Linked DNA regions of Homo sapiens: region 1 is linked to region 2. A link is a loop called in an ENCODE intact Hi-C map of the cell type or tissue named here. Cell type or tissue: psoas muscle. All regions are shown on one strand. Each heading gives the region's core, and the rest is flanking DNA. Links, peaks and the distances in the headings are about the cores only. Region 1 overlaps FREM1 (FRAS1 related extracellular matrix 1). Region 2 overlaps FREM1 (FRAS1 related extracellular matrix 1).

What was found. Peaks named below come from ENCODE experiments on the same cell type or tissue, not always from the same donor. Only the 100,000 strongest peaks of a DNase experiment are listed, where the experiment ranks them.
Region 1: a loop joins it to region 2, with 2.0 times the contacts of the local background. A loop is called at or near these places in 2 of 110 quality-filtered maps.

What each region holds. Positions count from the first base shown.
Region 1 is chr9:14,830,081-14,838,418 of GRCh38, reverse strand. The region is part of intron 10 of FREM1 (FRAS1 related extracellular matrix 1); the gene reads left to right. Among named protein-coding and RNA genes, the nearest start is that of FREM1, 76 kb to the left of the region's middle. In psoas muscle, for the core only: no CTCF peak of the experiment used is centred there; no DNase peak of the experiment used is centred there; H3K27ac peaks cover 493 bases.
Region 2 is chr9:14,776,209-14,784,537 of GRCh38, reverse strand. FREM1 (FRAS1 related extracellular matrix 1) reads left to right here. Exons shown (of 37, transcript NM_001379081.2): 24 at 1-168. Among named protein-coding and RNA genes, the nearest start is that of CER1, 58 kb to the right of the region's middle. In psoas muscle, for the core only: no CTCF peak of the experiment used is centred there; DNase peaks (open chromatin) are centred at 4,027 and 4,827; H3K4me3 peaks cover 1,034 bases; H3K27ac peaks cover 6,037 bases.

The DNA.
Region 1 (8,338 bases), core at 100-8,099, 54 kb before region 2:
CCTGGTCTGTTTGATGTTTACATTCTCAATTTGGACAAGTATCTAGTCATGTCCTACAGATAAAAATAGATTTAAAATATTCAACAAAATTCATAACTTTCAGCTGCTCAACTAGAAGTCCAGATAAAATGATTACTTGATGGTAGCTTTCGTGATCAGAATATTCCATGGTTTTGTTTTATTTTGACGTTGTAATGGAAGTACAGATGAGCAATGCCAATTTTGTCTACAACAATGGCATTCAGAATACTCAATTTGAAAATGATGAGAATTCCTTTTGAAATTGACACACACAGCAAAACTAAATTATGATTAAGCTTTTTCTATGACATAAAAAAGGCTAGAACTTCAGCTCAGCCACCTACAAGCTGTGCTCCCTGGGGCAAATCATTTAACCCCTTTGGGGCTCAGGTTTTTTTCTCTGAACATTGGGAATAATAACCATGGCTATTATTAGTGAAGTGCTATCTGGATCACTCAAGATAGCTAGTAGCACAGTGAGTACTCAGTACTTAGTAGGTGCTCAATAAATTAATTCCCTGTCTCTATCCTTTCATGACTGTTGCCAAAGTTTACAGCATGTTTATCCATTATGAAGCATTTCAATAATTAAAAATTAAATCCGGTTATCAAAATAAACACAATGGCAGTCATTTTTCTATTCTCCTGCAGTCTGTGTCATGATTTTTTCCCCCCAATTACAGTGTTTCGCTAATCTACAAAGTTCAGAAATTCTCTGTGGGACTTCCCAGCCATAGTGTGGATCAGTGAGGCTCCACTTAATTGGAAAACTGGATTTAATAAGGAAACAATAGTTATTGTGCCTTCAAAGAGACCATTTTCCATGCTAATTTATTCTCCAATGTGTTCTTTGTGTAAGAAGAATGTACAGCATGCTTTTTTATACCCCTGTAATAATTCTTAGTGGGCACATTTGTGTGTGTGTGTGTGTATGTGTATGTGTGTGTGTGTGTGGTTTTAAGGAGTGGAGAGAGTTTAATATACAAGACGGGGCAAGAAGGAAGGGAGAAGACAGAAGGAAGAGGCTCCCCTGTACAGAGACAGAGGTGGGAATGGGGCTCTAAAGCTGAAAGAGGAGGTCCCCAAGTATGGTGGACACCAGCCAGGTATATATGCAGAGGCTGGAGGAGGTGGTGTCTGATTTGCATAGGGCTCAGGAAATAGGTTTGACCAGGCATGTCATTCATGTAGCCCGCGAAAAAGCTGGTCCTCCCACCCTAGCCTTTTAATATGCAAATGTGGGCACCCTGATTTCTACACATGTGGGGATATGTGGGGGCGGCCATGTTGCCAGGAGCATATGGGCCAAGGGCAAGAAGGCCAAGGGAATCGCCATGTTGGGTGGACCCAGTTTCTAATGGCCGGCATTTGCATATCAAAGGTTGCCCACCTGACTAAGAGCTGGGGCTTTACAAGAAACTTTTCCGGATATGCTTTAAAAGACGAAAACTACCCAAGGACCCCTTTTCCTCTCTATCTGCATAAAATAATTTCTTTTTCTTAATAACTCCTACCACATTCCTCCCTGCGGCAATATCACACTAACTGCAGTTAGGGGGTTTTGGGCGAAGACTCTTTCTGGCTACTTCCTACTTAAAAGGGGCGTTGAATGGGGAACAGCAGTTAGGGCTCCTCCTGGGATTGATTTAAGGGTCCTCGGAAGAATGGCATGTCCACATGCGGTTCAGTTTGCAGCACCATTTGGAGTTTGATTGCTTTTAGGCGAGAAGAAACAATTTGAGTCATAGTACTGAATATACAACGTCCAAATATCAATTCAAGACATATAAGCAAGAGAGGGCTTAATAAAGGGGTTAACCAATTCCAGAAAGAAGACTGGAATTTATTAAAGAGGGATTGTAGCCGCCCAGGGCTGAAGCCGGCATTTTCCCTGAGCCTGTTAATAATTTTGATTTGATTTTTAAGTACCTGTAGATTTTCCTTTCCTTTACTAGGTGTTAATCCAAAAGCAGCATGTTTCATTTAAAAGTGCATCACTAAATCCAATAAAAAATCCTAGCAGACTTAGTGATAGTAAAACTTTTACGCTTTCTTTTTGTCAGTAACTATTATCCCAGTTATAAGGATAATAATTAAGCAAAATACTACAGCAATGAAAACTCTCTGTCCAATATTTTAGTTTGAAGGTGCTACCGTGTATAACCCTATTGCAAATAGTAGAGTGAGGACAGCAATTCCCACAAGTGTGGTGTGGTAGATAATTTCCATCTAAAATTTTACTTGCCAAGATAGAGAACTCCCCTTTGGGGGTCTATGAAGTTCCTTGGTTTTATTTTCCCAAACAAAGAAAGCTCAGAGTTATGGGCACCTTACTCACTTTTCATTACCCGGCAGAAGTTGCAAGATAATTGCCCAGAACTAGCATATTGATTCACATTTTGACGTTACCCGTCCCTTTTTTCTTTTTTCCAAGCTGCAGATCACCAGTTGATTCACAGGAATAAGCAGGGTTCGTCTAAAACGTAGGCAAAAAGCTGAAAAACAAGAGACTAGGATTTAATGACAAATGTATGATAAGTTTTGGAGCAAAATTTTTCTCTTCAGTCTTCACTTTTGGTAAAAAGTAATTATCAGTAAACTTTAGTCTTATAGTTGGCCTGATTATTTGCATAAAGTGCAGCAAGAATGGTTATTTTTACATAGGCCTTTTGGATTGGCTTTGATGAAACGCTGTTTCACAAGGAATTTCAGGTAAGACTTTTAAAGCCGAGCCCAGCCATGGGTTTGTATCCTCTAATACCTGTGAGTTGGGTGATCCTTTCCTCTTGAGGTCCCAAGATAAACTCATAGCTTCCAGACCTATTAGAAAGTGACATTCTTCACTGACCACAGGTTAGGAACTGTATAGACAAGGTGGTAGGCCAGTTCTCCCTAAGGGGCTTTAATTGGCTGTACATGTCGAGCTTGATTCCTTAAAGGGAGACACACCCCTTCAGTCAAAGCCTTGATAAAATAACCAGTTTTCCAACTGTGTCCTGTTGACAAAGAAAAATTGATTCTTATTGCACTGATGCAAACAACTGTATTGCCATAAGAGTACTTACAGATAGTCTCCAAATTCTAGAGGAATCAGGCGGAGAAAAATGAACATGCTCCAAATTTTGTTTACAGGAGTATACCTTACTCAATTATTAAAGGCTGTAAATAGTTTAAAATAAGTTTCCTTGACTCTGAAAAACTAAACAAGGATCAGCAATATTCCAAGCGAAAGTTAAAAAGTTTGCTTTAACTTTGTGAGTGCAGTCCACTTAGTTAAATTTTGTTTTGCTTGATATTTGTGAACATGTCAGTTTTTTAGGAGTCCTGTAGATTCTCCCTCCATTTCAGTGTTACAATCTTCAAAGCTATTACAAACCTGCATTTGAGAACACCTGTTAAAGTCCTTAATATAGCTTGATTATAAACCATCTTTTGAGAAGGAACAAAGCAAGACAACAATTGTCTGTGAATGGCAACATTCCCAGGATAGTTACAGTTAAAAACATGACTGGCAAAGAACTTTATTTATCTTCGTGGTTTACAATAACTTTACCCTTAATTATGATTGATAGCACATACTTAGGCATTAGAATTTTAGAAAACCCATACAATTTTTGAACATATATTAGTGTTCACCAAAATATAACTTAAAAAAGATTGGACATCATTTTGGCAATCTCATGTGACTAAATATGTCAGATAATCCTGTTTACCTCTTTTCTGAATGTTTCAGGGGCCCTCTGAACCATTCAAAAAGCCAGGCATCAGGAAGGATAATTTCCAGATTGCCATAAATTATTTTGCCAAAATGATGACTCAAAAGGCAAAAACATTTTATTAGTCTTTACTATGATATGAAAATTCGGTTTAAAGCTAAATTTTACCCTTGCATTAGTTTATTTGTTCAAGTGAAACCTTATAGATTATTCCATTTTATCTTTATCAATTTGACCATGAGGTGAAATTTTTACAAACCTTTTGTAACCCTTTTACTAAAGGACAGAGTAGTGTCTTAAGACCTTCTTGCTATGCTTTTATTTCAATGCTTAATTTAAGAAAAGACCATATAGATACCATGGGAGAAGAAGGTGTAGTGCTTCTACCATGCACTTCATTTCAAGGCAACCCAAAGCCAATTGGCTTATTTTGTAATCAGCCCATCCCTGATGGGAGTCTCATCCCTCAGTGTGGGGTGGAGATGTTGCCTTATTTTCCAGGTGGCTAAGAGCGTGCTTCTCTGATTTATAACTACTATTAGCCATCTCTTACAGTGTATTTTCTACCTAGTTATTACTCACCAAAGCTCTCTCATAATGCGAAGTAATTTCTGATACTCCCAAAACTCAAAACCATCAGATAACACAATGCAAAACAGAACAGAGCCTTTGATTTTGAGAGGGATAATTTCCTTTTAATTCCTGGGGTTTTATGAGGAAAACAGAGGATCCCCCCCAACTGCCCCACAAAACGGGGTCTGTGGCACCTCCTCTGTTTTTCCCAAGGAGTCCCATGCTACCAGAAGTTATCTTAGAGCCTTTCAGGCATGCATTAAGAGTGGTAAGACAAAAAATGGAGAAAAATAACTCAGTTGACTGAGAAGAAAAGAGCCTTTTTCCAGAAAAACAACATCCAAAAAAAGAAAAACATAAAGGCCTTTTAAATATACCTCTAACTTGAATATCCACTCTTAATTAAGCTGAGCACTCTTTAAGAAAATCCTTTTAAATCCCTTGTTACTTGACTTTAGCTACACCAAGCAGTAAAGATTTTCAGCTTTTGAATGTTACAAAAAAGTAACCTCACAGATGAAATCAATGAGCCTTAATTAGGTTATGACTTAACCATGAGTGTGCAAGGTATTTTCAAAGGAGTGATAGGCAGCTTTTGAAACTACCATTACAAAATTGTGACTGAGACAGTGAAAGAGATCCGACCCAAACAACTCCATTTTATTTTTAGCCCCTAAGCTCTCCTCGACCATCCCTGGGTGTAGGCTGAACCGACTTTGGAAGGAGCCTGGTTTATAGGCTGTAGTCTAAAACAAAGATGATAACAGCCGCTTCCCAAGATATACTTCCCTCTTGCCTGGGGAAGACCAAGAAACTAGCCACAAGATTAGAAACCATGGCCCAGGAGCCATGCAGCTGGAGGCTACAAGATTTTGACCCTCCCTAAACCACTCTTAAGATCAGTGCTTAAGATATTTTATAAACCCTGCCCTTGATGGATCGGCTGGCACCACCCAGAGTGACAAACTGGCTTATTTGATTTTGTGGCCCTTACCCAGGCACTGACTTAGCACAAGAAGACAGCCACCACGGTAAAATGGCAGAGACTAAAACAAAGTATTGCCACATGGTTACCGATTATGTTCCTAAGGACATGAAACAAGTTGGAGGCCCATAGCCAAGTTTGTTACTGACCGTTCTGCTGGGCTGGCTGGAACAGCAGGCCTATGGGGTCCTGGGCCTGCATCCTAACCTAAGATACCTTTTCTTCGGTAGATCCATACAGAAAGACACGCAAAGCATACAAGATTGTTTACAGCTTAAGACCAACCTTACAAATCCTTTTTTTATTAATTATACATTTACTGAGAACATAAGCAGTGATCCTTATTACCCCTTTTTCAGGTTTGCACAGGGAGAGAAGCCAAAAGCCCAACTGGTGAGAAATTTTTACCCTTTTGCCAGCATATCAGGCATCAGGCTTCTGGGTTCCCTCCCCGCTAGCTCAACTCTACATCAAGCATTTTAAGGTTTGGAAAATTAGTTTTTCCCAGGTTGGAAGAACATTATAAAAGAGATAGAAGCCATTTTAAACTGCAAAAGAAGGAAAAGCATTGTAGAAAGGAATTCAATTAGGGTTGTTAAGAGGTATTGCCTCTCTTCCTATTGGGAATTGTGTTTCCCCTGTTTCTTTGCCTTCCCTATTTTTTCTCTTCCCTTTTGGCCTACTATAGGAGACATATTGCTTATCTCCAAAATTCTCTTCTGCGTGCAGAGCTGCCTGTTTTAGCTGCAGTGAGGGTTTGCCAACTCTGTGTACGGTCAAATACCTAAGTTACATTTTGGAAAGCTTCTATATACCTATTAGGGTAGTTAGAAAATCGGCCTAAGTCTGCCTTTACTTGCCTAAGGTCCTGCAATGAGAAGGGAACTTGAAGGGGCCCCAAATAAGGGGGACCCTCAGATGACTTCCCTGAAAGTTACCTTTTTAATTTTGGGAAACTGTTTTCCCTGGGCCTGCCCAATATGGCTGCAAAAGAAAATAAACCACTTTTTCTTCAAAGTTTCAAGGTCGAAGGAGTCCCAGTGCTTCAAAATATGTTCCAGGGGAGTGCATGTTGAAGACAATCTGTTACCCATCTAGAAAGAGAAGTGAGAATAAAAGCGTCGTTTTCGTCTCCTTCCTTTCGGTATGTGATCCAGGATGGAGATGAAAACAGTAGAGGGCGTCCCCCCAGCTATTCTCTGTCCGTCGCTCTTGGATTCCCGGCACCCGCTTAAATGTGCCGCACATGACTTGCAGGCGTGACCCTCCGAGCCATGGCGCCAGAGGAACTGAGTTTTGGGCCTTAGTCACTCTGTCCCCAAGCAATCAGTTCTCTGCCTTTTATTTCCCTTTGACCTCCTAGACTTGCGTGGCCTGTGTGCCTTCCAAAAAATAGATTCCAAGAAAAATCATGTAATTGGGCAAGGCCCCTTTAAGGGAGGGAGCAAGCTAGATTGAACTCTGTATCCTGCTATTATAGCCCAGGCTAAAGCATTTACCCATAGAAAAATGGTTCTGGTTAACTTCCAGAATTAAAATACCCTTCCTAATTAAGTACTGTCTTAATAGGAGACAAAATAGGTGCCTTAAAGGAATGTAGGAACCAAATGGCCATTTTCCTGCCAGTGGGACAATATCGAGATTAAAATTTGGCTGCAGAAGACGTTTTACTCTTAATTGTTAAAAGCAGAAACTTTCCATTCACAGAAGAGGCCTAGAGCCTGATTTCTACCAGGTGGCTTAGAAATACCATGTGCTCGCCAGAGAAGTGGTATCAAGTAACCTCGCTGTAACTTTGTTCCTAGACTGTAAAAATCTTTGCACATTTCATGCAGAGAAAGAGTAAGAGGCTGCGGACAGAAAGGGAAGAAGAGTTTTGCAACAGGATAGTTGAGGTTCTCTGCCAACACCCAGAATGGGCTGTTGGAGGCTGTGTCCGGTCCAGAGGCCTTTGAATCACACCTGGCCAGAAATTCTCAGTTGCCTCAGAACTTTTCCCAGCCTCACGTGATGGCAAGGTCACCAGTGAAAAGAAGCTACTTCAAGCATGACCAACATTCCCAATACCTGTGGGTAATGGGGGGTTCTCCAAGTTCTCCCCAGCAAGCCTTATATCCGTGACTTGAGTACGGTAGCCAACAATAAGCGTATATACTAGGTTGATGGATGCCTGTTGAGTTATTTGATTTATTTTAATATAGAGGCGAAGAGTGCCTCAGAATGACAGAACAGATTTTAAGCTTGCTCCCACAGTCGCCACTCTGATGAAGGAAGGCTGTACCTCAGATTCCTGTACCTCAATGCACCAAAGTGATATGGCTTCGATGAGTGAAGGAACACCAAGGGTCTTGGCCCTCATGCCGGTTTAGATAAAACGACACGGACACACGTGGAGTGGTTTTAAGGAGTGGAGCATTTAATAGGCAAGAAGGAAGGGAGAAGACAGAAGGAAGAAGCTCCCCCATACAGAAACAGAGCGGGGGGAGCTCCAAAGCCGAAAGAGGAGGAGGTCTTCCGGTGGGCACATTTTTTTAACATGCTTTATGATGGCCTAAGTTGATATGTCTTTACATATTTATGCATGTTCAAACAATTATTATTCTGTGGGTGAGAAAAGTCCCATTTTAACAAACTCCATTGAGAAATAAAGTGTTCTCAATGTACTGAAATCTGATTGTAACAAAAGCATTATTAAACACCCAATCCCAGGCAAACAGTAGAAAACTAGTGCTCAAATCAATTGCTGGGCTCTTGCTTGCTGCCTTCCCCCGTGTCCCTCCAGCCTGCTTATGGCTACAGACTTATAAGGAATCAGAATATGAAGTGATAAATCAGTACACAAAATGACAAAACCTGGCCTTGGTCTTCATATTCAGGCTCACAATATAATACTCCACCAGCTGGTATCTGACTTTCTTGTGGGAATGGGTTCTTAATCCTTTCTCTGCCCTGATTCTTTGATTTCTGCTAGCTCTTTCTTTTGCATCTTCCCTTGAAACTATCCAGTGCTATTTCTCACCCCCAGGAACTACTTACACTGTTA
Region 2 (8,329 bases), core at 1-8,000:
GCCTGAGGAACTGCTCTATGTCATCACCTCCCCTCCGCGATATGGCCAGATCGAATATGTTCACTATCCTGGAGTTCCCATTACAAACTTCAGCCAAATGGATGTAGTGGGGCAGACAGTTTGCTATGTACACAAGAGCAAGGTGACTGTCTCCAGTGACAGATTCAGGTGAGCCCCATGGAAACTTTTCAAACCCCTTCTTTGGATTAATACTTACAGAAAAGGAGATCTGTTAATGTGCTTCACTATAGTAACCATTTCACAAAATACATGTATCTTATAACATCACGCTGTATACCTTAAATTTATAGAATGAAATTTGTTTTTTAAAAAAAGGAAAGAAAAGGAGAAAAAAATGAGTCATTTTTCAGCTCTGGTGCAGCTGTGTTTTTCTTTTACTGTCTTGTTGTATGTAAGGTGAAGCCACACGATTAAAATGACAGAAGCAAAGCAAGAAATTAGGGCCTGTTATTGAAAAATATACACAGTAAACAGATCTTTATGCAAGTTCTGCTACGAGGAGAAATGTGAAAAGCTGAGGCTCCCAGCTAAAGATAGATCTGGAAAAGTCATTTCCCTCTTTTTGGAGTATGTTTTTCTGTCTGACGAAAAGGGATTTATTAGTAAACATTTGGCATAAACAGAGACTGCCTTTTGACACAATGTGTTCTGGTAACTGTATCATAAATCATGTTGTCATAAAGTAGATCATATTTCCCCATAGAAACAATGTTGTAATTGGGGGCTGCGCACCTGTTCCAGAATTCCGTATCAAATAAATCATTGGAATGAATAACAATCTGGTGAAAAGGCAAAGATACAACATTAATGAAAATCTACATTCATTTAAAATATGGAAATTTGTTTCAAGTCACATAAAGCAAGAGCCAAGTCCAGAAGATCTATAATCTCGCAGCTCTCAAAGCTGGTTGATCCTGAGGTCCTGGAGAGAAACACAGATCCCCAGGCCGGGCATGAGAACTGGGAAATGTTGGACTTTGAACGAACCATTGTATACAATCCAGTTTTGAGTTCTGTCAGTTCAGAAGGAGGCCTGGAGAGCACTGGTTTGTCTATTGTACACCCACACTTTTGGTTCCTGGTGCAATTTTCACCACGTCACAATACAGTCTTCTAAAGAGCACTATAAAATAACATAAATGGAGCATACTCCTATATTATTCAATGGGTTCCCATAAACTATCAAGTATCACTGTCACACCCATGTTCGAATATCACTGTCCTCTATCTTACTTTTACCTATCTAAATTCAATATATCTGCTCTGATAAACACTGGTTAGATGTCAGTAAAGAGGATGCTGCTCACCTTTTTAGCATTAAAATGATTTTTGAAAGCTGATTTGGATAATCCAACAAAACAAAACAAAAAATCCCAGAAAGCTGGAACGAATATCTTATTTTTTTCTCTTGATAAGTGTCCCTTAACAAGCAGGTAATCATTTAATTGATCAATATTTTAACTAGTTCAGTCTTTGAGTGTTGCTAGGCATTCACTAAAATGTGAGATGTGGGGATTCCTTTTCAAGCTGGCTCTTTTGTTTGAGAGATGGAGTAGTGAAGTTAAGATACAGGCTTGGGGGCAAGAACTGCCTGAGTGACTCACAACTCTGTGACAATCATCAGGTTACACAACCTCCTGTGCTCTTGTTTCCTCTTCTTTGAAATGGAATGATGCTCGTAGCACCTGCCTCACAAGGTTGCGGGAGGTTTATATGAGCTTATGCATGTAAAGTATTAGTAGAACAACACCTGGCACATAGGAAGAACTAAGTAAGTGTTAGCTACTACTCTTACTGTCGTTGTTGTTGTCATTATATTCTTTCCTTGACGACCTTCTTCCAATCTTTACAACACCAAGTATGATCTTGAAGGAGGAAAGGAGTTACCAAGAGGAGCAATGATTGTTCTTTTTTTCCTGTTTGCTTATGAAGGCTGGGTGCTTCTTGGCTTAATACATTTGTATCAGATCCAGGGCTTTTAATTTTACATGCATTTCTGGAACTTCTAGCTTCTTTCATTTCCTGCTTCCCTCCGTCAATGCCCACAGGACAGTCTGCTGAAGACATTAGTGACTGTCTTGAAGAAACCAGTGACCTTGCTGGAGAACACAGGACTGAATGCATAAAGATGTTCAGAAATGAAGGTTAGATATTAATCGAATGGTGAGAATAAAGAACAAAACCTCCGTATGAAACGATTGGCAATACTGTAAAAATTTCCTAATTTGCATCCAGAGAAAGTCTTATTAGATGGCATTTTAGAAATCATTTATCCCAGGAATTTCTACATTTCTGGATCCTCAGATAATTGCCAGAGAGAACTACAAAATGCAAATTCTTGGGCCTTACCCCAGAGAGGCAACTTTGGTAAGTCCAGTCTCAGGCCCAGAAATCTGTATTTTTGAAAGATATCTTCAGGTAATTCTGATGCAGTCAGGACTAGCCATCAATAGTCTGGTCTAGTCTGTTGTTCTGAATTGTTCTGAGGAGCCTCAAGAATTTATGGAAGTTGAGGCTGGGGCAGTGGCTCACGCCTGTAATCCCAGCACTTTAGGAGGACGAGGCAGGTGGATCACCTGAGGTCAGGAGTTCGAGACCAGCCTGGCCAACATGGCGAAACCCCGTCTCTACTAAAAATACAAAAAATTAGTTGGGAGTGGTGGCGGGCACCTGTAATCCTAGCTACTTAGGAGGCTGTGGCAAGAGAATTGCTTGAGCCCGGGAGGCAGAAGTTGCAGTGAGCCACGATGGTGCCACTACACTCCAGCCTGGGCAACAAGAGCGAAACTCCATCTCAAAAAAAAGAATTTATAGAAGCCTTTTTAGGGCCTCCCAGAGATTGAGATTCTGGGGCCTTCAGCCCAATGTACTGATGGAACTTAGGTGTGTGTGTTGTGTGTGAGTGTGTGTGGGTGTTGATACTAAAAACAGTACTATAAATACCATAAAACTAAATATAAGAAAACAAATTTTTTATGCTTGCAAGTATTCAGTTTTTAGTAGTTAAAAGGTTTCCTTTTAAATACATTGATTCAAGTTAAAAATTGAATTGATAGAAAACTAGTAAATAATAAGAGTACACATAGTACAGGCATATGGCAAAAATATGGTTTCAATTACTCAAGATTAGGAAACAAGGTTTTAGGGAGAAAATAAACAATAAAGGCTGAAAAGCATTGATTTGGTGCAATCCCTTATTTACACATAGGAAAGCTAGCATTGCCTGAACACCTGCAATGCACCAGAGAATGTCCTGGACTTTTTTTATATGTTATTTTTCTTAAGCCTTATGACACCACCTTGCGAGAGATGCAATAGTGTTCCCATTGTACACATGAGAAAACCAAGGTTCCAAGAGGCAAAGGAAGTCACCTAAACTGACATAACTGAGTATCACTGCTGAATTTGGGGCTCAGAGCTCATTTCCAGTAGAAGGTTCTTTCCATTATACCTCGTTGTACCAAAAATTTGTGGAGAATATGCATTTGTGTGAAGGAACCTCCTCAATGTGTCATTCTGATATTTGGCCAGCAGTTTTACATATTTATAATGGAAGAGCCTAGCGTCTGCCCAAGACCCAAATTTTAATCTTGTCATTTCACTAACCCAATCACGGACTGCTATGTTGTTTGTCAAGTGGCGCTAAACCAAAGCTGAAAGCCTGTTTTAATGAAAGTGTGATCATGGTGCTTTTTAAAAATTAAATATATGCAACCAATCTAATCACCTAAATTTATGTTGCTTGCTGTTAAATTTGGCAAGGAATTTGGCTGGGTAGAAGAGATAAATTCTGTGGCAGAGGATTTTCCCCCTTCCATTTTTAATGTAAGCTATGGCAGCATTAATTAAATGGGGGAGTTTAATAGTCAGATTTTACCTTCTGCAAAAATATTTTGTGAATCATAAATTTCTCCTGCATTGTTTGGTGCTGCTGGCCTGGAAGAAAGATTTGGCAGCATGTTCTAGGACAGATGACACCGAGTGATTAGCAAGCTGACTTCAGCTGCTGGCAGCCGGGTACTAAAAGAACATGCTAATGTCCTCCATTTTGACATGCCGGCTGGACTTTTTTTTTTTTTTTTTCTGAGGAGCTGGCGCTATTTATGATTCCATTTTTATCTCTTAAATGCCATGACAGATGGCAGCTTCTTCAGCCAACTCTATTGCCAGGCAATGCAGAAAGCTTGAAAGCACCGTGGTAATGGTGAAATCAGACCAGGCAGGCACCCCAGTCAAATCTGAGAGTTATTCCCCAAATTTCATGAGAGCGGTGGTCATCTTGGCTGCATCTCTTCTCAGGGGGATGTAACAAGGGAAATTAAACAAAATGGATCCACAGAAGGAGCTGCTACCACCAACTTCTTCACCTCAGAATGGATACCAACATAGCAATGGCTTTATGGTTTTAAACATTGAGAATGTATTTGGAGGATTTAGGGGAGGGGGTATTTGGAAGACCATCTGATTGATCAGCTTTTCCAGACATGAACAGCACTGACCTTTTTTCACGTGTACTGCTAGCTTTATTTTGACTGGGAACTCAACCGTAACCATTCATTCTGTCCCTCTCTCTGATGATGTCTCTCTGCCTGTGAGTAGTTTGCACTGTTACTTGTGAAAGTGGAATGATGTTATTTGATCCAGTCATGTTTAGAAATTGCATCATTTTCACCCCTGGCCTATTAGCTTTAGGTCAGCACTGACAGCTGCCTTGGTGTCCCAGATAGGAGCGCTGGCCTCAGAAAACATATTTCTTACTCTTCTGTGGTCTGTGGCCCGCGTGCCCTCACTCCCATCTGTCTGATGGCAGGCTGCCTGTTTCCAACGTGGGCAGATCACGATCTTCCAGCAGGGAGGGGTTTGAGATGGACAGCCTGGATCATAAGACAACTGCGGTGACCTCACAGAGGCCATGCACGCATCGAGTAGATGTGGCCGTCCTGAGATGAGCTTTGAGGACCCCGTCAGGCATTCTTGCAATTCAGTCTGCAGGGAGGAAAGTCAGAATTAGATATTCAAGATGGCCGCCTCTGATGGAGTCCCTGGCACTCACTCAAGCTTGCATTTGGGTTTGTTGCTCCTGGTCCCATCTCTCCCCTTCTTTCTTCTTCCTTCTCTGCTGATATTTGACATACTTTTAATAGTGCACAATGTCTATAGCTCTACAATTAATGCTAATGCTAAAAATACACGTCCTTTGGCTTATATTTGCGCTAAGGTACCAATGGCTGATTTAACACTCTCCACAGAGCACACTTGATACAGGGATCTGGTAAGGAACAGAGAGCCAGTTTAATGTGAAACAGGGTAGAATGAGAGGTGTGAAACATATTTCTGGAGGGGGAAAATGGGAAAAAGGGAACTTGGAGGCACTGAGGGAGCACCTAGCCTCCTTCCTATTTTATTGTGGGTCAGATGATAGGATCTGGGGGGAATATGAAAAAGTAACAGAAAAACAATAGAATAAAGGCATAACTCTGTTCTCAGGCTCTGCCTGAGAAATAAAGCATAATTTTATACCTAAAAATGTATATCAGTTTACTTTTGAAACTGTGAAGGTGACTAAGTAAAAAGTTTGAAGAACAGACATATTTTTCTAGGTTCCTTTATTTTCTTTTTTAAAATTATTTTTCTTTTTTTAAGATGGGCTTTTGCCATGTTGCCCAGGCTGGTCTCAAACTCCTGAGCTCGAGCGCTCCACCCACCCCAGCCTCCCAGAGTGTCCAAGCTATAGGCGTGAGCTACCGCGCCTGACTTCCTTTCCTTTCCTTCCCTTCCCTTCCCTTCCCTTCCCTTCCCTTCCCTTCCCTTCCCTTCCCTTCCCTTCCCTTCCCTCCCTCCCCTCCCTCCCCTCCCTCCCCTCCCTTCCCTCCCTTTCCTTTCCTCTTTTTTTTTTTTTTTTTTTTTTTGAGACAGGTTCTCTGTCTGTTGCCCAGGCTGGAGTGCGGTGGCACGTTCATGGCTCACTGTAGCCTCAACCTCCCAGGATCAAGTGATCCTTCCACCTCAGCCTCCCTAGTAGCTGGGGCTACAGGCACGCACCACACCCAGCTAAATTTTGTATTTTTTGTAGAGAAAGGGTTTTGCCATGTTACCCAGGCTGATATTGAACTCCTGGACTCAAGCCATCTGCCCGCCTTGGCCAGCCAAGGTACTGGGTTTACAGGTGTGAGCCACTGCACCAGCCTCTTTTATTTTTTTTAATAAATAATTGATTTTTATAAATGCCTCATGATCCAGTAATGAAATTGCCCAATTTGTTAAAAATATACTTATCAAAGGTTTAATTTTATGAAAGGAAAACTGATTGGTTTGTTTTGAGAAAATTATGTGATTTTGCTCAATCTATAATTCTAAAGGTAACTGAATACCTTTATTCAAGGTGTAAAAAATGCTGCTGTGGGGGAAATGTATGAGGTTTCATTCTTTACAAGTCGAGGTGTGTGAAATGTCAAAATTTACTTTATTTGTTGTATTTCACTTAGCAATTTTAACTTTTTGGACATAGATTTCTTTTTCTTTGCATCAAATCAGATATATTTTCCTTGTCAACAGTCTTATTAACTAGATAATTAGAAAACTAAAAAACTTCAGCATAGCCTTCAAAGCAATATCAGTACTCAGCCAAACTCATCTCTTTTTACTTTTTGTCTAACTGCCCTCCCTGAGTCCGTGGTCGCAGGCAGGCTGGTTGACTCGTTGCTTTCACACTATCTAATAGCTTCAGGTTTCTTCATGCTCAAAAGGATCAATGCTCAAACCCTGAAGGACAAGACACATTTCACAAAGAATAAAGGGATTGTTAGTCAAATCTGCCAGATTTGTAAAATAAATATAAATGCCATACCTTCTCTAGTTAAAAAAGAACTTCCAAAGAAAATATACAATTTATATATGTATATAAAATTTATACATAAAAATGTTATGTATAGTTTATACATTCTACGAAAGCATTAGTTTTAGAGGTTTTTGTATCGGTGGAATAGAAGAGTGCATCCTCTACGAATATTTCCAGCAACTATGGTACATGGAGAAAAGCTAACAAGGCACAATTCTGTGATTATTTCTAAGTACATTTCTTTGGTGTACAGTGAATTTGTCAGTCCCATTGGATAGTAACGATTTCCTAACTTTTTGGAGTTTTAATATTGTGCCTTGTTTGCATAATTTCATGATACTCTTAATCTTATTGAAATAAAAATTACATATTGTAATGCTACAAAGATCATTTAAATCAGTGTTATTGTGAAATTGGCTTCAGTAGGTAGAATGTGATTTCATGATCAATAGAATCAAAAGCACATTAAGATATCACAAACCTAAGACTGTAAGAAAGATTTTGCTTGTCTCAAATGTGTATCATTTCAGCTTTCTTTTTATAGTTTTGCAATGGTGCTCAGGCACCACAACTCTTTTGTGGTGGATTGCTAAACCAGAATTTGTTTTAAACTCTGCAAGAGTAGTGGGTGCAGGGATTAAAAGACCTGCATTCTAGTCTCAGCTTCATCTCCTACCTGCCCTTATGATCTCCCACCAACTTTGTGAACCTTTCTTTGAAGCAGGAAAATAATCCTTGTGTAGCATAACTCTCATCTGTCTTATAGGGGGAGAAAGTGCAGAAGCACATGTAAACCATAAGAGATTAGAGCCTCCCGTCATATTTTAGAGTTGGGTGGTACTTAATGATCTTCTGGTCCATCCCCTTCATTTTTCAGAGCCATGGAAATGAGGCCTGGAAGGGGAAGATGATTTAAGTGAGATTACATGTCTGAGAAATGTGATCTGCTATTAAGAAATTTACCATAAAAACGTATGAGTAGAATGAATTAGCTAAATTCAACTCATTTAGCACTTTATTGTATTGGCCTCCCAGTTGTCAGACTTACAACTTTAGTCTATTACACACCAATGAAGAAAAAAACAATTGAAAAATTATAAATAAATAAAGGGGGTATACTCTTCAAATTTGTATGATGAGTCTCATTGGATGTGAAATTTTTATTTGCGTCAAGGAACCACATTAAGCACTGATGAGCCTGAGAAATATGATTGTCAGAATTTCCCTGTTCCATCACATGGGTCTGTCATTAATGTTGTTGGGAAAATATTCTTGGGTGTAGAATGGTCCATTTATGCATTACTCTAGTGACTGGTTTAATGATAGGGATTTTTCTGCAAGATCTGCCCTTGATTTTTCATTTGAGTCACAACACGACAATACCCTTTAGTAAAGGTGTGTATTGTTATCATTTCATTCCAGTAGATGGTGACACAAGAATCCATGCTGAAGGCTGCCTTGCCTCTCTTT